Regions from separate parts of the Homo sapiens genome. Here region 1 is linked to region 2. A link is a loop called in an ENCODE intact Hi-C map of the cell type or tissue named here. Cell type or tissue: Calu3. All regions are shown on one strand.

The links. Peaks named below come from ENCODE experiments on the same cell type or tissue, not always from the same donor. Only the 100,000 strongest peaks of a DNase experiment are listed, where the experiment ranks them.
Region 1: a loop joins it to region 2, with 12 times the contacts of the local background. A loop is called at or near these places in 2 of 110 quality-filtered maps.

What each region holds. Positions count from the first base shown.
Region 1 is chr14:69,377,177-69,379,676 of GRCh38, forward strand. It overlaps a transcript of GALNT16 not described here. Among named protein-coding and RNA genes, the nearest start is that of ERH, 20 kb to the right of the region's middle. In Calu3, no CTCF peak of the experiment used is centred here; no DNase peak of the experiment used is centred here.
Region 2 is chr14:69,463,869-69,466,368 of GRCh38, forward strand. No RefSeq gene overlaps it. Among named protein-coding and RNA genes, the nearest start is that of PLEKHD1, 20 kb to the right of the region's middle. In Calu3, no CTCF peak of the experiment used is centred here; a DNase peak (open chromatin) is centred at 1,123.

The DNA of each region.
Region 1 (2,500 bases), 87 kb before region 2:
TTGATTGAGTCTAAAAAGGTCCCTTTGACAAGAATTAGAGGTCCATTATTTAGCACAGCTATTCATATTATGGGGCTCCCCTTCAAGGTCTTTGAGGTTAAAACCTTGTCTTTTTCATCTAGCAAAATTTTGGTATTGCTTTGTGATCTGGTGAATCACTTAGGCAATCTAAATTTTTATTTTTATTTTTACCATTAATAGAGATATAATTATTTCCTATCTCAAAGGGTTGCTGTGATGATAAATATGTAGAAATATTTCCTAGGCAGTAAAATGCTATGTCTAAGTGGCAATACTAGTATCATTATGCTAACATATAAATTAATATTTCTTCCAAAAGTATCCTTAGGTTGGGTGCAGTGGTTTATGCCTGTAATCCCAACACTTTGGGAGGCCAAGGCAGGTGGATCACTTGAGTCCAGGATCTCAAGACCAGCCTGGGCAACATAAGGAGACCTCATCTCTACAAAAAATAATTTAAACAATTAGCTGGCCATGGTGGTGTGCACCTGTAATCCCAGCTACACAGGAGGCTAAGGTGGATCACCTGAGCCTGGGAGATTGAGGCTGCAGTGAGGCATGATTGCACCACTGCACTACAGCCTGGGTGATAGAGTGAGACTGTCTCAAAAAAAAAAAAAAAAAAAAAAAAAAAAAAAGAACATGAACATAAAAGTATCCTTACAAATATAGTAACATTAATCAATTTATGTATCAATCCTGATTTTCATTCCAACCTTCAAATGATTAGTTAAAACAATTTGATAAAGGAAGACCATCCTGATGTAAAGTTGACAATCATACTGAGAAAACTACCCTGTCCTCTCTCCCCCAACCCAGCCTGGTCTGCTTTTAGGACAGTACAAAATTATTTGCTCATCCCTTAAGTCCCTCTCTTGCTGAAAGTAAAACAGTTCACTACTACTTCTGTCCCAACAATGGGAGTTAAGACACATAACCTGTTTGAGCATTTAGTAAGTTGCTGGAAATATATTAAGCCAGAGAACTGGAAGGGAAGTGAGATCGTTGAACTCTTTTTATACTCCTGGGACCTCTTAAATCAAGCACTACAGGACAGAAATGGCCATTATCAAGAAATATTTTAGAAATTCTCAGGTATATAAATTTAGATTATAAATCTGGATTAGAGAATCGGAAATTGTATAATCTGTCTGGGAGGTTTCACCTTTATGTAGCAGTATAAAATATCACTTAATAAGCGGAAATCAAACCTGTTTTACTTGTGGTTGGGGAAAGGCCAATCAACCAACACTCTAAATCTCTAACACAAGGACAGTGGTTGTACCTAGGCCAAACCACAGAAACTTTCATTGCACATTTCACCTTCACAAAAAGGCTACTTTAGGCTCTTTTTCTGTGTATTATGGGACATAGACAAATGTTTCTTTGTATTTATTCCAGTTCTAGTCTTCCTTAAGCTTTTAATGATTCCAAACACTGCTCCCCTTCTTTTTGTTCTCATCACTCAACATCTAGAACCCAGATACTTTCTCACATTCCTTTCTCATATTTTCCTCTGTAAGCCCAACACCAGAAATGGTACTATATCTGAGAATCAAGGGAACTCATTCCCTTCAGATCTGCTCTAGAGTATTTAAAAAATAAATTAATAAATAAATAAAGCCAAAGATCCTCTATTTGTTAAAGAAATAAAACTATTTTAGCAGGACAGGCCAAATGAAAAACAGGACAATCAGATTACTTTTGGATCTATTTCTTTTTGTGTGAGATTATTTTAGCTTTATTTATTTTTTTTTTGAGACAGAGTCTCTGTCACCCAAGCTGGAGTGCAGTGGTGCAATCTCGGCTCACTCACTGCAACCTCTGTCTCCCTGGTTCAAGGGATCCTCCTGCCTCAGCCTCCTAAGTAGCTGGGATAGTACAAGCGTGTGCCACCATGCCCGGCTACTTTTTGTATTTTTAGTGGAGACAGGGTTTCACCATGCTGGTCAGGCTGGTCTTGAACTCCTGACCTCAAATAATCTGTCCACCTCAACCTCCCAAAGTGCTGGGATTATAGGCGTGAGCCACCGCACCCGGCCTATTTTAGCTTTAAAATTTGGTTGGTTTCACAGTGAAACATTAACTACAACTCTACTTAATTTTGTCAGGTACCCTAAAATTCTAATAATCTCTTGGTACAGTGATAACATTTCATTAACCAGATTATTCTATAGAAAAACTGAGCACATATGAGTATGTTCTAGGTAAAATTTTGTCTTGCATAAAACAACAAAAAAAATAGTTAAGGCCCTAATGTGCAAGTAGAGGCAGGAACAGGGGGATATTAAACCAATCATGAGCCTTCCAAAAAACTTTCAATCTTATGCTGTGTCAAGATATCACTGGCTGTTGGTAAAGTGCTAATAGCAGAATCAGAGAGTGCTCATGTACTTGCTGATTGAAAATACATGATTGACATGATTGGAAGTACACTCCAGCTTGGGTACAGAGTGAGACTGTCTCAAAAAAACAACAA
Region 2 (2,500 bases):
AGGAGATTGAGACCATCCTGGCTAATATGGTGAAACCCCGTCTCTACTAAAAATACAAAAAATTAGCTGGGCGTGGTGGCGGGCGCCTGTAGTCCCAGCTGCTCGGGAGACTGAGGCAGGAGAATGTCGCGAACCCGGGAGGCAGAGTTTGCAGTGAACCGAGATCACGCCGCTGCACTCCAGCCTGGGTGACAGAGCGAGACTCTGTCTCAAAAAAAAAAAAAAAAAAAAAAGCTGGATATAGTGACATGCACCTGTGGTCCCAGCTACTTGGGAAGCTGAGGTGGGAGGATTGCTTGACCCCAGGAGGTCAAGGCTGCAGTGAACTGTGATCACGCCATTTCACTCCAGCCTGGGCAACAGAGCAAGACTCTGTCTCAAAAAATTCACTTAAAAAAAAGGAAGAATTCTGTTCTAAATTAAGAGAGTCTGAAGAGATGAAATAATCAATTCCAGTGATTAACCTGGATTGGAGGTTCCTTTTTGATTGAACCAGATCAGAAATTTGAAAGTTCAAAAAACATGTTGGGGATGACAGCTGCACAATTCTGTGAACCTACCAAAAGCTATTGAATTGTACACTTAAAAAATGGGAACTCAACATTAAGGGCACATTCCTCCACAAAACTGCTCTCCAGACACCAGCAGCAAGTTCAGGAATTACCAGGTCATCCTTTCTTCTGACTAGCTGGCTGCAAATTTGGAGTTTCCCACAGCCACTCTCTGGTCAGTAATTTGCTAAAACAACTCACAGAACTCCAGAAAAAACTATGTTATGATTGCAGTTCTATTATAGCAAAAAGGACAGACCAGAAACAGAAGAAGAGGTGCCTGGGGCAAAGTCTGAGAGAGTCCCAAATGTGAAGCTTCCCTCATTCTCAGGGACACATTGCCCTCCCAGCATTGAAGCATGAAAATACTCTGACCAGGGACGTTCTCCTGAGTTTTGGTATCCGGAGTTTTTATTGAGGCTTCGTTATTTAGGTATGATTGAATCATTGGCTATGTGGTTGAACTCAATCTCTAGCCCCCTTTTCCTTCCTGGAGGTTGGACTGGTATCACATGACTCAAAGCCCCAACTCTAACTACATGGTTGGCTTTTCCGGGTGGCCAGCTCCCAGCCTGAGTCATCTTGCAAACATAAACTATCCAGGGGTCTTCCGTGAGTCACTGTGTTAGCAGAAACTATCAAGTGGGATCCCAGGAGTCCACCGTGAATAATGAATACTCCTATCACTCAGGAAATTCCAGAGAATTAGAGGTTACTTCCCAGAAACCAAAGACAAAGGCCGCCTAATTCTTTACTACACAGATGGTCAGAGCTGGACACTTAAAGGTGAAACCTGGCCAGGCGTGGTGGCTCACGCCTGTAATCCCAGTACTTTGGGATCACTTGAGGCCAGGAGTTCAAGACCAGCTTGGCCAACATGGCAAAACTCTGTCTCTACTAAAAATACAAAAATTAGCCAGGCGTGGTGGTGCATACCTGTAATCCCAGCTACTCGGGTGGCTGAGGCATGAGAATTGCTTGAGCCCAGGAGGCAGAGGTTGCAGTGAGCTGAGATCGCACCACTGCACTCTAGCCTGGGCAACAGAACAAGACTCTGTCTGGAAAAAAAAAAAAAAAAAAAAGTGAAACCTGAACCAAGACTTGAAAGAAGTGAGTACCTGAGCCAAGCAGATACCTGGGAGGAGAATATCCCAGGCACAGCAAATAGCTAGAGCACAGGTCCTAACATTAGAGCTTACTTGGCTTGTTCAAGAAGAAGCAAAAAGACAAGTGCAGCTGGAATGGAGTGAGGAAAGAATAGTTGAAAAGGAAGGGCTGGGAGCAGTGGCTCACACCTGGAATCCCAGCGCTTTGGGAGGCCGAGGTGGGTGGATCACGAGGTCAGGAGATCAAGACCATCCTGGCTAACACGGTGAAACCCCGTCTCTACTAAAAATACAAAAAATTAGCCGGGCGTGGTGGCGGGCGCCTGTAGTCCCAGCTACTTGGGAGGCTGAGGCAGGAGAATGCTGTGAACCCGGGAGGCGGAGCTTGCAGTGAGCCAAGATCACGCTACTGCACTCCAGCCTGGGCGACAGAGCGAGACTCTGTCTCAAAAAAAAAAAAAAAAAAAAAAAAAAAAATAAGGAAGACACATGGAGGGCCTAATTAAACTGACAAAGTCTCAATGCAAGCACTGACACAGAGATAGTGGAATGAAAGAGCCCAGCAGTAAGAAGCAGAATATTTAAGAATCTAAAATATGGCTAAAGATGACTTAAGGAAAAAAGAAAAAGCCACAGCATAGAAAAACACAATGGTAATTGTTGGGAAATTTTAAGAAAAGCAATCAGATTAAATGCTAGGTTTATACCATATATGCAGTAAATGGTAGCTGGACAAAATAGTGAAATGTTAAAAGAAAAAAATGGATAAAATGGAAGCCAGTGTAAAGTGATACTACATTTCTAAAGAGCATACCAAGAGTTTGAATATATTTATGCTTTTTA